Linked DNA regions of Homo sapiens: regions 1 and 3 are each linked to region 2. A link is a loop called in an ENCODE intact Hi-C map of the cell type or tissue named here. Cell type or tissue: PC-9. All regions are shown on one strand. Each heading gives the region's core, and the rest is flanking DNA. Links, peaks and the distances in the headings are about the cores only. Region 1 overlaps POMT2 (protein O-mannosyltransferase 2). Region 2 holds the start of ALKBH1 (alkB homolog 1, histone H2A dioxygenase). Region 3 has its middle 9.1 kb from the start of ZDHHC22.

Region 1 (6,275 bases), core at 492-5,491, 410 kb before region 2:
CCTGGCCTCCTGGCTGCTCAAAGACCTCCACTAGGTCTCCACGGCCTGTTTTAGGAAGTCAAATACCTCATCCAGACACCTCAAACCCTCATAGTCTGGGCCCAACCTAACTTTTCACATTTATCTTCCAGTAGTTTTCTGCATATACCTGTGCCTCAAGTTTTACTCTGTCCTCAGCTTTGATCATGTCATCCCTCCTGCCTGAGATGCCCTCTCCTCTGTTGAAAGCCACACATTCTTCCAGGGCCTGACTCCAAGGCAACCCACATCACGAACCTCTGATGCCCTTAACCGCCCAGCAGCCATGCTCCTTCACGCCTGTCAATCCCCAGAGCTGTGCTCCCTCTTTACGTACTTAACGCTTCCAGCCACACCGTGTGGAGCTCCTCTACACCAGGCTCCATCTCTGGAGGGTGAGCACGCGCTCCACTACCATCTGTCATAGATGAACGAATGCAACACTCAGAAAGCGGTGCGGGAAACCAAAAACTGGCTCTGAAGGGCCTGGTGCTGTCACCATATTCTCTCTGAGTGACCTTCCCACAGAGCTGGCTTGGAGAGCCACCAAGGAGAAGTCATTCTTTAGGGTCAGAGAGCTTGCTGCTCAGGATGTCTTCCTCTCCTCTGTCCTGATTCACTCTCGAGTATTTTCACCAGATCTATCTGGGTCTTTCTCCCACCGTGCCATCACAGGCTAAAATAACCCAAAGCCATCATATTTGTCTTTTCCAATTCAACTCCCAGGACACCCCTCTGCCTTCTACCTTTGTAATGGCCCAGAGACACTCACGTTCAGGGATGGAAGCATTGTGCAGGTTGTTCCCTGAAAGCCGGGCCTGGAAGGCAGAACTGAAGAAACCGTCACCAGGGCCACTGTGGGGAGAGGAAGAGCAGAAGAGAGTCAAGTTAAAGGAGTGAAAGTGTGATTTCCCAGGAGCGCTGGGAAGAGCTCTGCTCAGATAGTTTAAGGAAAGTAGAATCAGATCATGGGACAGAGGTGGGTGATGGAGTTGGAGAAACTGGGGTCCAAATCCCAACTCAGCCACTTACTAGCTGTGCGACCTTGGGCAAGATAACCTTGTTTAGCCTTAGTTCCTCATTTATAAACTAGAGATTTAAAGAAACCAAGAGAAGTCACAAGTGATTCTGATTAAATGAGATAATGTGTACAAAATGCGGAACACAGTTCCTGATTCTCAGTAGCTACTCATTAAGTGGGAGCTGTTGCCGCCGGAGTTACTGTTATTGTTACACTCACTCCTACTGCACATCTTATTGTGGCCTATCCTTGCTAAGTACAGGGGACTCTGTTTAGAGATAAGGGACAATTTGGCTATAACGAAAATAGCTTCTTCCTTCAGGTTAGGGTGCTGGCCTTTCTGAGCCCTTAGCATATACCCAAAGGATAGAACATAGCAGGAAAGAAACAGGAAAAAGCCCCTGGGGTCCCTCACCTATCATTTTAACCACAGACCCAGAAAATCATCCGACCCCTCCACAGGCTTAGGAGCAAAAGGAAAACCAGAAGCAAGATGCTGCAAAGGCTCTGTCTGTACCTTTTACTCAGCACCATGAAGTGAACAGCAAAGGTGGCTGTATAGAGAGCCAGGGGCAGCACTATGAGGCACAGGACACGAGCAGTCAGGTGTTTTCCCACAGTCACCTGCAAACAGAGGCCAGCGTGGGGTGCTAGGCATGTGAGACCTCATTATTCCTTAGGCACTATGCATGCATTATATATAGCTTTTAATATATCAGTCATAATCATAAAAAATGGCCAAGAGGAGAGAGAAGAATATGTGGAAACCCTAAGCCTTTCTGTAACACCCACCACCCAAGCACTACACAAGATAAACATGGGCCAGCCCTCTGCTACCTCTCCAGGCTCTACACCCAAAACCCCAGGATGTTACTGTGCCAAGGACAAGGCACCTGCATCTGCAACACAGTTGCTCACCAGTCCGCTCCATGTTCCAGGTACACTAACCTCCTTGAACTTTCCCAGTGCTTCCTCTACTGTCCCAGCCCAACCCATCACATGGCTAATGGCTCCTTATCTTAACTTCGCGGCTTCCTTCCAGAGGCCTTCCTGGATTGCCTGGGACTGGCCGAGTGCCCTTTTCTGTGCTCTCCCAGCACTCCTGGCTGACTGTAACTGCCTGCTTCCTTATTTCTCTCTCTCCATTGACCACAGAGGGTGGGGACCATATTATATTCATCTGTATATTCCAGCACCTCACACACAGTGGCTGGATGATCTTTACACATTTTCTGAATAAATGAATGAATGAATGAATAAACTTGTTAGGAGCTGGTTTGGAGGTGATGGAGCAGCACCACAGCAGAGTGATGGCCTGGGGCCAACCTAACCTGGTTGTGACTCCTAGATACACCTCTCACTCCCCGATGGCCTCGGGGAAGTCATTACCTCTGTAGGTTTTGATTTCCTCATTTGAAAATCAGGGTAATAACTCCCTACCTCATAGGACTATTATGAGGGGTAAATGAGATAATGAAGGTAAAGCGTTTCGCATAGTGCCTGGCATAGAATCAGCCCTTAATAAATAATAAACTGTAAAGGCCCTTACTGGCCTCCAAATATGGAGACCGTGGGTCAGGAAATGAAAATTGTGAGTTCAGACCGGGCTCGGTGGCTCATGCCTGTAATCCCCGCACTTTGGGAGGCCAAGGCGGGCGGATCACTTGAGGTCAGGGGTTTGAGAACAATCTGGCCAACATGGTAGAACCGCATCTCTACTAAAACTACAAAAATTAGCTGGGCATGGTGGTATGTGCCTGTAATCCCAGCTACTTGGGAGGCTGAGGCAAAAGAATCACTCGTACCCAGGAGGCGGAAGTTGCAGTGAGCCAAGATCGGCCCACTGCACTCCAGCCTGGGTAACAGAGTGAAACTCTATCTCAAAAAAAAAAAAAAGACAGACATTATAAAACAAATGCAAAAAGAGACTTCCAAGAATGTTAATCTATCCTCTCCCTTGAACCCTATCCAGTCCTCAGCCGGGCCCACTCCCTGATGTCCTGCTGTCTGCGGAGGTTGGGGGGTCCAGCCCACCTGGGACCCAGAACACAGCCACTCTGCCACCTGCAGTAGAGACAGAGAAGGCCACCAGCTCCTACTCAGCAACATCAGGGAGCAAAAACATTTCCACAGCAAACCCTTGGGTGCTCACCAATGAAAGACTGAGGTCTCCGAACAGGTACCAAAGGTCTGCAATGGTGTTCAGCCCCACTTGAAGGATGATAAAGAGGCCAACAAACTTGACCCCTAAAGCACCAGCAAGACTAACGCCAGTCAGGCTGAGCCAGAACCACCAGGGGGCAGAGAAGGGCCTGAAAATCAACAAGACGGAGTTCAATTTGGCAGCTGGAACCAAAGCCAAACGCAAGCGCAGCAGGGGACAGGGCAGTTCTCAGACTTGGAGCGGCTGTGCTGTGCCCTGTCTTGGGGGCTCTTAGCCTCAAGGGACCATGGCGTGGCTCCATGGAGGAGGCGGCCTGTGAAACCCCTGGAACGGCAGGAAAAGCACTGTCTGAGGGCGCAGGGTATTCTTCAGGGGAGAGTGTCCATAGTGCTCCTGGCTAAGTACAGGGCTCAGGGTAAGTGGGGGCTCCTTCTTCACAAGTGACCAGTCAGGCAGGAGTAAAAGGAGAATCCTTAGGTGCCCCTGGACTCAGGCAGCCCTCTCCTTTGTGTCACCTCTGCCCTTGTCGAAGGCAGCATTTACCGAGTGCTTACTATGTATGCGTCACGCATCATTCCAAGTACGATGCATATATTAACTCTTCTAGCCGTCACTACAGCACACAGAGGATCCTGTCACTAGGTCCTCTTTTTGCACAGGAGGAAATCAAGATACAGAGAGGTGGAGTAATACAGCTAGCAGGCAGTGGGGCACAGTTTTAACCCAGGCAATTGGGTCAATGTTAGTGCTCTTAACCATTTTGCTATTCGTATAGCACCTAGTACTCTACACTATGATTCTCTGGCTCTCTGGCTGCCTCCTCTGCCAGAGTGAATATTCCTTAACAGCCAAGCCCAACAGAGCTCAGTACCTCCAGCTCCCCGCATAGTACCTGGTACACAGTATGTACTCAAGAAATGGTAGATGGAAGTGGATGTGGCATAAGCACAACAACCAAAGCCAGAGTGGGCTGAGAGTCACTGATCAGGTTTGATTAGCACAATGGAGCTTAATGAGCCTGGCTGTGCAAAGTTAACTTCCAGAAAAGCCTACGAGGGGCCAACTCTTCTGGTTTGAATAGAATGAATGACTTATTCTACTTTCTCAGAAGTAGAAGGATGATCTGGAAAAGACTATTCTGCAAGTAGACCGGACCCTCCAAGTCAGCTTTAGAACTGACCAGGACCTGGAAGGATCCTCTTGGCTGGTATGGACCATTCAAGCCAACCTTTACATATGCTATTCCCATCATTAGGTCAGGACTGGATGCAACCACTGACGAAAGGGAGATAGTTTCCAGGCAGCATCTACCCTGGTGCCCTCCCTTCTAGGACAGAGTATGTGAAGGACAGCCCTGTCCCGGGATTTCCTAACCAGCACTGGTTACAAGAGGTGGGTGGGGAAAGTATTAGGACCCCCCATGATATCCCAAAACCCCTACCCAATTGTACTCCATTGTAAACATGATAATAATAATACGCTTGAAAAAGACAACTGACATTTTCTCGGTCTTGAATATGGCAAAAATAAAATCACCTGTAGAAAACTTTTTAAAATCTATTTTTATGATCTAAAATGGACAATCTAAGTTAAAAAAACAAACAAAAAGTATGCTTGCCTTAAAATCAGCTTCAAGACAAGTCTCTGGGCACCCGCCCTGGCCCTGGCCATTACAGAAATTTTGGAGTTGCCACAGCTTCCAACCCTCCCCTCCCGGGGATGGAGTTTCTGACCTGTCGGCGCAAGAGTTGTACTTGACCATGCTCAGCATGGCAGCCATGATGAAGAACATCAGGATGGGGTCAAGGAGGATGTACTGGGACAGAGTGAGGCATCCCGTGTCTGAAAAACATGAGCTCGCTGGTGAAAAAGCGAGGTAAGAGAAGGGCCCCCTGAAAACCAAGCACCCCAGTAGTAGGAAACAGTCCCTCTTGCCACTTAATTGAGTGTAAGCACTTGTGCAGTCAGGACTAGAGTCAACACTGAGTCATCAGGGAGGTAGAAGGCCACAGCTCTGGGAGACATCAAAGCCCAATGACAAGAAGCAGTAACTCACACTGCCTCTAGGCCCTCAACCCAAGAGAGGATCATGTCATTCGCTCCCTCAGACCAGCCCTGAGACAAGGTGTCATCCTCATTTCCACCATCAAAAAGGGAGTCCTACCACTCTGCTCATGTAACCGCAAACTATCTACACCTATGATAGAATCTTATCATTTTACATGAAGTCTCTCTTGGGGGTCGATTCTCCAGACAGATGGCAGAGTGATGTTTTTTAATTTAAATCCTTAAATCTCATTATGTCATGCCCCTGCTTAAACCCTCCAATGTCTTCCAACCTCACTCAAAGTAAAAAGTTCTCATGACAACTGCCAGAGTCTGTGCGGTCTCCCTACCCATCTAACCTCATCTCCCAACACCCTCTGCCTCACTCACTCTGCCCTTTCCACGCCAGCCTTCTTACTGTGATTTGAACCCACAGAGGTCCACACCAGAACTACAGTACATGCACTTCCCTCTGCCTGAATGCTCTTCCCTCAGATCCCTGCAGGGCCTGATCCTTTGTCTCACTCAGGTCTCTGCTCAAAGCTCCCCTCTCAGAAGCTCTTTCCTGACTATCCTGTCTAAAATAGTACTGATCTCCATTATTCCATCCCTTACACTGCTTTATTTTCTACACTGCACTTGTGGCTTAGGACATCACATGACAGACTTATTCATTTACTTGTTTATTTACTGTCTGCCCCACGATGAGGTAAGCTCAATGAGACCAGAGTGACTCATCAGTGTATCCTCTCAGACTAAGAAAAGTGGCCGGGAGCTGGGTAGGTGCTTGAGAAATAACTATTGAATGAAAAGTACATAAATGACTAAATGAATGAATAACTGAAGATGGAAATTCAAGATACAAGGAAAAAGCCACCAGTCCTCTATAGAGAAAGCCAATAATCTTGCAATCTATCTGTCAAAACAAAGCAACATATCTGTCAAAGCAAACCCCTAAAGTACCCCATTTAAATTGGTCTAGACTTCTTTAAATGTTAAGCTCCACAAGGTCATGAATTCACTTTC
Region 2 (6,275 bases), core at 362-5,361:
ATACAGAACCTTGCTCTATTGCTCAGGCGAGTGCAGAGGCATGATCATAGTTCACTGCAGCCTCAAGCTCCTGAACTCAAGTGATCCTCCTGTGTTGGCCTCCCAAAGCAATGGGATTAGAGGTATATGCCACTGTGCCTGGCCAAAGCAAGGAGTATTAACTCTGGGGTTAATCTTAGCTGTACTGCTTACTTGATCTGGGCATTTTAGATGAGTCATTTAATGTCTTAGAGCCTCAGTTTCTCATCTATATAGTAACAGTAGAGTCACCCAAAATTAAGGCAAAATGGTAATAAGAAAACTTAAGCAGGCTAATTTTGGCTTTCAAAACTACTTTTTCCTATGACATCATACCTTTCCAACTTCTTATGGGGCTGAATCATGAAAGGTGCTTGGTGTACTGAAATATCTTGAGTCACAAAGCTATTTACTTCAGTTAGGGCTAACAGTAATGCTTTTGAGACACTTGTATAGAGTTGGTATTTAAACAGAGCTATAAGGAACACCAAGCTGGACAGGGTGAGAAAATGAAAAGAGAAGGCCGGTCGCAGTGGCTCACGCCTGTAATCCCAGCACTTTGGGAGGCTGAGGCAGGCGGATCACGAGGTCAGGAGTCCGAGACCAACCTGGCCAACATGGTGAAACCCCGTCTCTACTAAAAATACAAAAATTAGTTGGGTGTAGTGGCGGGCGCCTGAAATCCCAGCTACGAGAGGCTGGGGCACCAGAATTGCTTCAACCTGGGAGGTGAAAGTTGCAGTGAGCTGAGATTGTGCCACTGTACTCCAGCCTAGGAACAGAGCAAGACTCCGTCTAAGAAAAAAAAAAAAAAAAAAAAAGAGAATGAAAAGAGAGTGCTGTAAACAGACAGAAAAAATGTTGCAGTGAGACACTGGGAATCCTGTCTGCTAAAAGTAAAAGCTAAAAAATCCTGTTTGCCCTCTTCTAGATGAAATGTCCAACTGACGCTACAACTTCTGCTTCTGTTAATTACTTAGAAATGAATTTAGTATTTCAGGGGCTGAAGTTTTCTTTGTATGTGAGTATCTAATGGATGGCTCATTACATTGGTTAAGAGACCCACTATGCAGTCATTGAAGTCAAAACATTAAAGGAAAAAACCTTTATTCTTCCCTGAATAGTAAACCTAGGGTCTGCCTTGCCTTAAAATATATGAAACAGGCCGAGCGGTGGCTCACACCTGTAATTCCAACACTTTGGGAAGCCAAGGCAGGTAGATCACCTGAGGTCAGGAGTTTGGGTCCAGACTGGCCAACATGGCGAAACCCCGTCTCTACTAAAAATACAAAAATTAGCCAGGCATGGTGGCGCGTGCCTGTAGTCCCAGCTACTTGGGAGGCTGAAGCAGAAGAATCATTTGAACCTAGGAGATGGAGGTTGCAGTGAGCCAAGATCACGCCACTGCACTTCAGCCTGGGTGACACAGTGAGACGCTGTCTCAGTAAAAAAAAGTATATATATTATATATACACACACATATATACACACACACATATATATATATATGAAACATTCTCTTTGAAAGAGAATGATCTTTTATCTTATCAACTTCTCCAAGTGTGGAGATTCCTGGACAAAATACCAAAAGTTTGCTGATGTATAACCAGTCTCTATAATAAAAGGGCTATATGAAACCCTCTGACAGTACTATCAGCTGAGTTTTCCAGGTACCTAGGCACTGGTAAAACACTTTTAAGCATTTTGTCATGATTTCTTTAATAGGCCATACTTAATACTGCACTATAATTCAACACACTCTCAGAGGTGATGTTAGTGGACCTATTCTATCATATGCTAAACTGAACGACACCACTGAGCTTTTATAAAAGGTTTTCTCTTTCCTCCCTTGCCAGACTGTTAACCACCACTTTCCCCACCAGTCTCATCAGCTGGCTTGTAATAGTAACTTCTCTTAATTACTACTTTAATCTGCTTTGAGCTGAGGAACTAAACACCCAAGCTTTCATGTACTCAACACATACTGTACTTAGTACTGTTTTAGGTCCTGTACTAGACACATAATGGCTCATTCCCTGATGGCTGACATTCTAAAAAGCATGTACATATTATGGTAAAATGTAGGTAAAAGGAGCTGAATGAGAGTCTGAAGCGCTCTGGAGAGAAAAAGTATATTATTATTGGGGTGTGGACTTTCTGTATTTTGACAACTCTAAGACCACTTTTTTTCCCTAACAAATGAAGGTGCTGAAAAGCTGAGCTCAAGTATGCAATCATTAACACTTAATACTGTAGCATCCCAATTTTATCAGAGCTGTTAGGAAGCTTGGAAAGAATGCCTCATCTAGACATCTGTGGACAACACCAAGAGCAAATTAAGGGACTGCATATCCTCAACGTTAAAGTGGATTGTAAAGAAAGAAAATATAAATTGGACTACAGTTTTGGTTCCCCGTTTTCCCTCTTGCCTGTTATGTTCCCTTAAAAAAATAATTTTTAAAAAATCTATTTACTTGAGAACAGGTTATGAGACTGGCTAATTTTTTGTATTTTTGGCGGAAACGGGGGTCTTGCCATGCCCCAGGCTGGTCTCGAACCCCTGGGTTCAAGCGATCCACCCGCCTCGGCCTCCGAAGTGCGGGATTACAGGCTTGAGCCACCGCTCCCGGACTGTGTTCCCCTTCTTAATCTCCATGGGGAAAAGCTGAGAGAGAGAACGGTGCCTGTATTCCATATATACTTGTTTGCCATTTATTTTCAACACGGAGGGATTCTCAGAATCCTTCAATGACCTCCTTCTAAAAGAGCCAGAGGAGAAGACAGGGACTAGTTTTACGCACAGTGGCTTAACAAACAGCGCCGCATCCCTGTCAGTTCTGGGATTCCTCGGGAGTGGTTTTTTTTAAGCTGCAGAAGTCTACCCTACCGTCTACAAAGACGTTCTATGGGGTTTTACAAAAACCCAAACAGAAATGTGAGGAGACAGTTACAGTAAGAAATAAACACGGATTCCCAGGCTCTTTTGACTGAGCGCCCCCGCCAGGAATGGCCGCCTAAAGAAACAGGCATCTCAACGCTTTATTGCTAAGTGTGACGGTTAGTGGGGAGTTCGACTCTGCAGCCAAAGGAGGTCAGGAATCGTTCAATAACAATCGGTCTGGAGGTGAAAAGAGGCGAAGAAGACACGTAAGTCCCTCCAAGACGCGGGGCAAAGCGATGGAGAGACGCGCGCCACTCCTCTCTCTGTACCTTTTGGGCACCAGGACCCTTGCCACGGGCTGCGTGGGCCGCCGAGAAGTCGATGACCCCTTCCAGGTCTGCGGTCCCGGGCCGGCTCTGACGGTAGAAGCGGAAAAGTTTCCGAAAGGCGTCCTCCCCGGGCTCAGTCGCCAGAGTCGCCACAGAGCCCACGGCCGCTGCCATCTTCCCCATCTCGCGGCCTATACCCTCTGATCCGGAAGCAGATTCTCTCGTGTTCCGGATCCGGAAATTTTTTCCGGGGCCGCGACCTCGGCTCGAGAAGGTGCTTTAGTCTGAAGATGGCGGCCTCAGCAGCGAGAGGTGCTGCGGCGCTGCGTAGAAGTATCAATCAGCCGGTTGCTTTTGTGAGAAGAATTCCTTGGACTGCGGCGTCGAGTGAGTGATGGAGATGTGGGAGTAGTGGAATTTTTAGGTCCAAGTGATCCTCAAAGCTTCTGCTTTTTGCAGGGTACTTAAGTCAGCGTGGTGGCTGAATTAGGAGACTGCTCCTGAGCATGCAAGTGAGCAGAAAGAAATTTTGTTTGCAGTTAACCGTTTAGGGATGTCCCTTGAGCTTTTGGGGTCACGAATGCACCGGCTCTTGCCTTTAGGAGTGATTTGGTGTAAAGATTTATTACTTGGTAACCAAGATTTACAATTTAGAAGGGATAATTTTGACTGTAGTGTGGAGGATGGATTCAAGGTGGCAAGATTGTAGGCGTGCAGAGGAGCTAAAAGGCAATTTCATTAATTTACTTAAAACGTGAGGACCTGAATTAGGGCGATGGTAGAAGGATGGTGGTCAGATGCATTAATGTTTTAAAAGCAAATTAGATGCCGTTTCGTGATGGCTTAAGTGGGAGAAGTGTACGGAATAAAGGAAAGGGAGAAATGATTTCTGGGTTTTTAGCATTGGTGAATTGTTTGTTTAGAAGTTAGGAGCAGGCCAAGAGAAGATGAGTAAAGTTTGAATGTGTTGACTTTGAGAAACTTGTGAGGTTTCCGTCAGGCAATTGGACAAAGGTTGTATATCATTGTGGCTGAGAAGTGGACTCCGAAGCTAGACCGTTGGGGTTAGAATTCCAACTTGGCCATTTAATCGTTGTTATCACTTGAATAACTGAAGTTAGTATGGGAAAAGGGCTCACAACTGGGCCTCAGTTTACTCATCGATAAAATGGAGTCAATAATACCCAACTCATAGGATTGTTGAGAGGATTGAGTTTATATGCAAACTTCTTAGACTTGTGTTAGATACAGTGTAAGTACTCAGCAAATGATAGTTATTTTCACGGTAACTAAAATTGAAACTTACGGGAGAGGCCTAGTCTACAGATAAAGGTTGGAATAATTAGTTCTGAAATCTTTCACCACCTTCAATTTTTGTCAGCTGCAGTTTTGAGATGAGGTTTTTATATTTGCTTACCAACATGTAAACATTCGTGGTCACTCTTTTTGTAGATATTCATGTTTCAGGTCAACCCCTGGAAACAAAATGGAGCAAGATTTAGTTTCTTCTAAGTTTTTAGTGGCTCAGATGTGAGTAGTAGAATGGGAAATAGGTTGGTTTGTGCCCCGTGTTTTAAACATGTGGTTGGTGAAGACCAAGCCCAGTAAAGTCTCCCGTAGTCCCTGTGAAACTTTATGGAAAGGCTGAGGAGTTTCATTAGCATCTTGCGGATGCAAGTTTCCAGACAATAAAGGGCTAGTTTAAAACCCTTAAAAAGAGTCAGCATTATGTACAGCTTCGAAACAGTTTCTCTTTGTTGTTCCATTGATTCAGCAAATATTTATTTGAGTATCTATTCTGTGGTAGGCATTGTTCTTGGTGCTTGCAGCTGTTTTTCCTTCACCATTTTAGGCAATTTAGGAAGAGGGTTACCTTCCAGAGCTGGTTTGTTTTGAAATCAGTGTCTTCTAGGACTTTAATTATCTGGTATAAAACATATGTTTAACATTATTTTGTTCTCCAGTATCATATTCTGTGAGACCTTGATCTTGCCAGTTGGTTTGACTTAACCATTAGAGCCCTTCAAAATTTAGTCTCTGTGGATTGTTGGAAGGATTAGTGGACTTTTACTTATTCATTTAGCCAATATTGAGGCCCTGCTGTTTATTGGTCACTGTAAACATAGTGGTTTATATGCTGAGGGAGCTTACAATTAGTGGTGGGGATGAAGAGACTTAGAACAAATATAGGCAATTGTTGAACCAGTGAGGTTTTGGTGAACTAGGAGAACTAAATAGATATTATAAAAAGTAAATCAGTGAAGTACAAGCACTGTAGTTCAGAAGAGAAACAGATCGTGTAGTTTTTAGTCTTTAAGATTATATACTCTAAATCTTTGAAGTCTCACAGGGCTGGTACATTGTCTTGTACTGTGATAGGAGCCCAATAAAGTAATACTCAGTGGATGTACTTGGTTTGGGTCTTGAAGGATAGTTATAGTGTTACAAGTTAGCCAGGGGGAGATAGGATTACCAACATATGGAGGGGAGAGAACAACATATGCAAAGAGGGTAACCCGCAGGACAGATAAAGATAATTCAATTAGTTGTACTAGAGAGTAACTAGGGGCTAGCAGTGGGAAATAAGGCAGGAAGGGTAGGTGAGGGCAACTCAACACATTTTACTAAATTGTGAAAGACCAGTAAGTTGGGATTTTATTTGGAAATCTTCAGTATACCGGGAAACACACTGGATTGTAATTTGTCTTTTTCTTCATTGTGATCTGCTCACAGGGATCATAGTCCACATAGCACAGTAACTGGTATGAAAACACTCGATATTTGCTGAGGATGGAGACTGCAGCCAACTCAACAACTTCTCTGTCCATCTCACCACCAAGTCTGGTACATTATGGCTTTATAGTCAGTACCATAGCTGCTTCCTAAATCTTAAGCCTTTAAGGAAATGCAAAGTAGTTCCTGTCCACAAGAAATCTGGTGACCCTGTCTTTCTACAGTCTAAGATAGAGAATCCAAAATATAGTAACTACTTTTAATGTTTTCTTCTGCCACACAGGTCAGCTGAAAGAACACTTTGCACAGTTCGG
Region 3 (6,275 bases), core at 710-5,709, 560 kb before region 2:
TCAAGTGATTTTCCTGCCTCAGCCTCCCAAGTATCTGGGAATACAGGCATGCGCCACCATGCCTGGCTGATTTTTGTATTTTTAGTAGAGACGGGGTTTCACCATGTTGGCCAGGCTGGTCTCGAACTCCTGGCCTCAAGTGATCCAACTGCCTTGGCCTCCCAAAGCGCCGGGATTACAGGCGTAAGCCACCACGCCCAGCATTTTTTTTTTTTTTTTTTTTTTTTGAGACAGGATCTCACTCTGTCACCCAGGCTGGAGTACAATGGTGTGATCATAGCTCACTGCAGCCTCAACCTCCTGGGCTCAAGCAGTCCTCCAGCCTCAGCCTCCAGAGTAGCTGGACTACAGATGTGCACTACCACACCCAGCTGATTTTTTTTTCAATTTCTTCTAGAGACGGGGTGGGGCAGATGCGGGGGGAGGGGGGTCTCACTATGTTGCCCAGGCTGGTCTCAAACTCCTGGCCTCAAGCAATACTCCTGCCTCAGCCTCCCAAAATGCTTGTATCACAGATACTGCATCCAACCACATCCCCGCCACCACCCCCCCCCCTTTTTTTTTTTTTTTTGAGACAGAGTCTCATTCTGTTACCCAGGCTGGAGTGCAGTCATGCAATCTGGGCTCACTGCAACCTCCACTTCCCAGGTTTAAGCGATTCTCCTGCCTCAGCCTCCTGAGTAGCAGGGATTACAGGCACACGCCACTATGCCTGGCTAATTTTTGTATTTTTAATAGAGATGGCGTTTCACCATGTTGGTCAGGCTGGTTTTGAACACCTGACCTTGTGATCCGCCTGCCTTGGCCTCCCAAAGTGCTGGGATTACAGGCGCGAGCCACTGCACCCGGCCTACACAGACCCTACTTTTTAAGGACATTTCCTGGAAGTCGCACACATTACATGCACTTACCTCTCTCATTGGCCAGAACTTGGTCACATGGCCACACCTAGTACTGGTCAGTATGTAACCAGCTAAGATTTGTGAGTTGTATTGAGAAAGAAGAGGAGGGAAATGGATTTGGGGGATGACTTGCAGCTTTTTCTTCTACTGTGAAAAAGTTTAGACATGCAATTTATCCATTCCCTGGGCCTCAAGACTGAAGATGGATTTTTCTGGGACTTCTAGCCTCTGAGATTCCAGTTTGTCATTGGTCAAATGGGGCTATTGCTCGCTGCCCTTTTCTGCCCTCCACCTGATCTTTGCCTTCCTCTTGGCACGTTTCCTTCTCCTCACAGAACAGGTGCAGGAAAGGCAGCTGCAGCCTGCCAAAGCCTTGGCCCTCAGATGAACATGGATGGTGAGGGCTGGAGGTGGCTATGATCAGTGTCCCAGGCCATCTGGCTGCTTCAATAAGCTCAAAATCTGGCCCAAGATGAAAGAGAAGGGGAGACAGAAAAGATGCACTTTAAATATTTTTTACTCTTAAAAACCATATGAGTAATATGTTTTGTAAGAAAATACAAAATTTTTTAAAATTAAAAGCAAAACAAAATCTTTTCATCTTAAGCCCTGAGCTAATTATCATGAACATCTTGTACGTGTCTCACAATCTTTCATCTACTCAAATTTTTTTCCCCTTAATTACAAATTTGAGCTCACATCTTCATTATCTTTTATAATCAGCTTTTAAAATTCAGCATTAACAAGACAATCCTTCCATGTTGATAAATACATTTCCCCGGCGTAATTTTTAATGGACAGCGAGTATGTCCCTCTTACAGAAGTGACACAATTTAATAGGGGTGCACCAAAATTTGGCTTTGATCTTAGTATCAAATTTTGCTCTAGAGCTTCATCTTCAACTTTGGCCCCTGAAAGGCTGAATTGCCAAGTTCAGACTTAAGCATCATTTCTGGGTTTCCTAGACTGGGGCATGATCCATGATCCTGTGGCTGTGTTACATGGACTTTGCATGCAATAAGCGTAACAACCTGTTATACAGGCATATCATTTGGATGTACTGTGATAAACACTTTTAAATATGGATGACCTTCTATGTGTAAATTGTAATGAATATATTCTTTCGTGCTCTATGTGTTGAAATTCTATCAATGTATAAATGTACGTTTATTATTGCAAGAGTAAAATGCTGTAATCATTTATGATTGTAAACATTGTCCCTTTTATGTACGGAAATAATTATTGAGAGCTTTTAAGTATTCAGATTTAGAAGGAAACACATAGCTAATACAAATTTTGAAAAATATGTCAGCTAGATACTTTTAAAAGATACTTTTTAAAGACTTGAAAACATTTTTAAATTTTTTTAGAGACAGGGTCTCACTCTGTCACCCCTAGGCTAAAGTACAGTGGCACTATCATAGCTCACTGAAGCCTAGAACTCCTGGGTTCAAGGAATCCTCCTGCCTCAGCCTCCCAAGTAGCTGGTATTACAGTCTTCAGTCACTACATCTGGCTTAAAGATACATTTTGAGGCAACAACAACAAAAAAATTAAAATAATAATATGAAGGAGAATAATATGGATTAGATTATATCAGAGTTCTAATCTGTGTAGAATTGTTTGGGATACTAATATTCATGGCACTAAACAAAATAACCTTTTAAAACTGTATTCCATTTTTAGTTACTTTATTCTATGTAAGCCATGAATCTTTTTTTAAGCCCTATTTGTAACTCTTTATATCTTATAAAGATAAAATAAAAACAGAATCTCAGCTTAACCAACCTCATAATTTCATAAATAGGGAAACCTCCAAAATCACATATATTAATAACAATATCTATGGTAAATTATATTTAACTCAGTATGGAATATAAAGAATATGAAAAAAAGAAAAACTATTATCGTTATTATTATTTGAGACGGAGTCTCTCTCTGCTGGAGGGCAGTGGCATGATCTCGGCTCACTGCAACCTTTGCCTCCCGGGTTCAAGCGATTTTCTTGCCCCAGCCTCCCAAGTAGCTGGGACTATAGGTGCCCACCACCACGCCCAGCTAATTTTTTGTATTTTTAGTAGAGATGGGGTTTCGCCATGTTGCCCAGGCTGGTCTTGAACTCCTGCCTTCAGGTGATCCACCCACCTCGGCCTCCCAGAGTGCCGGAATTACAGGCGTGAGCCACCGCGCCTGGCCAAGAAAAAATTATTAGAACAAGTGAGGCATCACACTCCTCTGCCATTCAGTCAAAAGTAAGCACCAATTTATTAACACAAACATTACATAATACATGATACAGGAGCAATCTCGCTACTGCTAGCACTAAGAAAATGTTGTTCTTGCACTATAACATTAAACTGTTAAATACTGACAGTGAAATGCACCAATAAGGAAACTGTCATCACAGAGAATCTCTGATAAAATTTTAGATGTACTCCTTTATCAAAGGCATTGGCTTGGGCTTCGGCTGAATACGGATTGTAACAATTGACCATCTGGTGTTCAGCCAAAATGTGTGTTGAGTGCATCTCTAACTTTAGATTATTTCCAATTTCTCACTATTATTAGCAACATTGCAATGAACGTCCTAACACAAACAACTCTATGGGACCCTGTGATTATTTCCTTGGCTGAATTCCAAGAAGTGGAATGGCTGGGTCAAAAGGATCCCTATTGCCAAACCATCCTCCAGAAAGTTTGTGCCAGCTTCCTTCCCACTTAAGGAGTGAGGGGCTTGTAACCTGCCTTCTCACCAGCTCCGGGACCTGCTTTTCCAATCCCCCACAGAGGCTGGGAGTTGGATGGTAGAGAATGGCATCCTTCAGCCAGCCCCAGACGCCCCCTGGAGCCCACGATTGCAATTGTAGCTATAATTTATTTTGTGTTTACCTCGTTTCTGGCATTGTGGTAGACCTTTTCTTCCTGCATTTCAATCCCCTCAATTATGGTTCAAAGTAAATATGGCTGGCTTCATCTTATAGATGAGAAAACTGAAACTCAAAGGGTTGGACGGCCCTGCTTTTAGCCCTAATGGAAATCTCCAGGGGCCTGTTCAAGCAACAGTCTGCAACCCTATTCCTGCAGGTAAATGAAACCTGCAAGGTCCAATCCCCACGACCCCAACTGTTCAGCCCCTCTTGGGATCAGGGATCCCTGCGCCCTCCCAGCCAGCACAGTTTCTAGCCAGGGCCTAAAGGTGGAAAAGAAGGTGACCACCCGGTGGGCTCAGCTCTGTGCTGTACATTGTCTCATGTAGGTCTCAAATGGCCAGGAGAGATACCTTTATCTTATATGAAAGGAGACAGTGGCTCAGGAAAATATCCAAGAGCTCGCAGCTAGGAAATGGCAGGAATGCAGATAAGGACCTGAACCAGAGGACACACTCAGGGCATGTTCATAGAGTGGATGGAAGGATGAATAGATTCTACAGGGCCCTAGATGGTGAAACTACAGGAGCTAGACTACCACAGACCCTCTGTGTAAACCAGGTACTCCCAGGTGGGAAAGAAGAGGGCAGGATTTGAGCCACCCTGGTGGCAAGGGTCCTCTCTTTTTTCATTCTTTCAGGCAAGAGAAGTTGCATCTAGGGCTGCCTTGTACAGTTGTTCAGGTTCTACACTTTACAATTCCAGGGACCTCATTTTCACACATGTATATTTGGATAATTATTATAATAATTTTCCAGTAGATGGCAGTAAAGTATCTTGAGTTAAGGACACCCCTTTTCTGTACAAATATACTGTTTGGGCTATTTGCAGTGCTGGGTGCATCTCTCTACCAGCCCTCCAAACTGCTGAGAGGTTGCCTGACACCCTTTCCCTCCCTTGTCTCACCCCTTCATCGATTGCCTCAGAGTCTCAGAGTTGGGCTGGGGAGTTCAGAGGAGAGTGGCATTAGCACCAGAAAGCCCCAGCTGCATCCTTTATTCCAACAAAGGTGATGTTTGTAATGGGAAATCCTGGGTTCAAGACCCAGCTCCTGCATTTTTTTTTTTTTGAGACAGTTTCACTCTTGTTGCCCAAGCTGGAGTGCAATGGTGCAATCTCGGCATTGCAACCTTCATCTCCTGAGTTCAAGTGATTCTCCTGCCTCAGCCGAGTAGCTGGGATTACAGGCACATGCCACCACGCCCAACTAATTTTTTTGTATTTTTAGTAGAAATGGGGTTTCACCATATTAGCCAGACTGGTCTTGAATTCCTGACCTCAGGTGATCCGCCCGCCTCGGCCTCCCAAAGTGCTGGGATTACAGGTGTGAGCCACCACGCCCAGCCGCTCCTGCATTTCTTTCGAATGGTCTTATGCAAGTGACCTCAAAGTTCTGGGCCCTACTTTTCCTTTCTGAAAAGAGTGCAGTAATAATCCCTGCCCTTGGGGTTGCAAGGAACAAATGCTATTCTGAACATGACCAAGAATGGCTAGCTATAAAGCACTGCATCCATGAGTGTCCTCCTTACCCAGAGAGGATATGCTGCATTATTGTGGGAAGGGTGTGCCACAGACCACGTGGTGCTGCCTTGTCACAACACTCCCCCGAGTCACCTTCCCATAAGGGATCTCTCTCCTGGCTCTCCGCTGCTACTCTATCCCAAGGGGTTACTTTGACCTCTTCAGCCTCTGATCCAAGCTCCTTAGTATAGTTCATCCATTAGCCAGTCAATACATACTAGTAAGCATTTACTATGTGCTGGGGTCTATACTAATCTCTAGCCTCAAGTTGCTTACAGTCCCATGGGGGCAAAAAGTTAGTGTAGTTGCCATCTTGTTTCTTGTTTCTTGATAAAGCTAGGCTTTATCCCATTCCTCTGGGACCCCGGGGGAGAAAGAGACCTTACCCAGTTCCTGCCTTCCTAGTTCCTAGGACATTTAATGACTGGACACTATCCTTGGCCCCCACCATTGCAGCTCACTCCAAGTTGTAGAAGAGAAGCTCAGCTGGGCTCTTTTCTGCCTGTCTCATATGGGTCAGGGAAGCCTAGAACAAACTTGCTATGGATTTCACTTACAATTTGACACAGCTGTGAAGAAACAAGAAATCCAAAGTAGCAGTGGCTTAAATGAGCTAGACCTGCAGTTCCTTCTAATGTAAATGAAGTTCAGAGGCAGGCATTCCAGAGCTAATGTGGCCACTCTACAGTGCCAGGAGGGACCCAGGCTCTTTCCAGTTCCCTGTTCGGTCATCCCTCAGATGTGGTCTTCATCTTCACGATGGAGGTGTTAGCCCAGGGCTGGCAAAGTCCTTCATCACATCAGGGCCCAGGCTCCTTTTCTATCATTTCCTCCTCAATTCTTAGTACGCAGCCTCTACCTCATGGCCCAAAATAGCTTCTCATGCTCCAGCCATTGATTCAACATCCATCAGCAGGAAGTAGGA

Evidence for each region. Peaks named below come from ENCODE experiments on the same cell type or tissue, not always from the same donor. Only the 100,000 strongest peaks of a DNase experiment are listed, where the experiment ranks them.
Region 1: it touches region 2 in a loop (4-fold over the local background); 4 of 110 quality-filtered maps call a loop at or near these places.
Region 3: it touches region 2 in a loop (3-fold over the local background); 2 of 110 quality-filtered maps call a loop at or near these places.

The regions. Positions count from the first base shown.
Region 1 is chr14:77,297,899-77,304,173 of GRCh38, forward strand. POMT2 (protein O-mannosyltransferase 2) reads right to left here. Exons shown (of 21, transcript NM_013382.7): 5 at 4,937-5,045; 6 at 3,192-3,351; 7 at 1,557-1,663; 8 at 791-873. Among named protein-coding and RNA genes, the nearest start is that of POMT2, 20 kb to the right of the region's middle. RefSeq lists a silencer at 3,294-3,353 and enhancers at 5,100-5,601, 5,602-6,101. In PC-9, for the core only: CTCF peaks have their summits at 3,341 (motif pointing right), 3,540 and 5,436; a DNase peak (open chromatin) is centred at 5,193; H3K4me3 peaks cover 185 bases; H3K27ac peaks cover 756 bases.
Region 2 is chr14:77,704,594-77,710,868 of GRCh38, forward strand. It overlaps ALKBH1 (alkB homolog 1, histone H2A dioxygenase), which reads right to left and starts at 3,430. Exons shown (of 6, transcript NM_006020.3): 1 at 3,229-3,430. The coding sequence starts at 3,411. SLIRP (SRA stem-loop interacting RNA binding protein) reads left to right here and starts at 3,510. Exons shown (of 4, transcript NM_031210.6): 1 at 3,510-3,615; 2 at 6,245-6,275. The coding sequence starts at 3,519. RefSeq lists an enhancer at 3,064-3,393. In PC-9, for the core only: CTCF peaks have their summits at 2,940 and 3,139; DNase peaks (open chromatin) are centred at 2,958 and 3,468; H3K4me3 peaks cover 3,629 bases; H3K27ac peaks cover 1,674 bases.
Region 3 is chr14:77,147,770-77,154,044 of GRCh38, forward strand. No RefSeq gene overlaps it. Among named protein-coding and RNA genes, the nearest start is that of ZDHHC22, 9.1 kb to the left of the region's middle. In PC-9, for the core only: CTCF peaks have their summits at 3,743 (motif pointing left) and 4,588 (motif pointing right); a DNase peak (open chromatin) is centred at 4,602; H3K27me3 peaks cover 1,304 bases.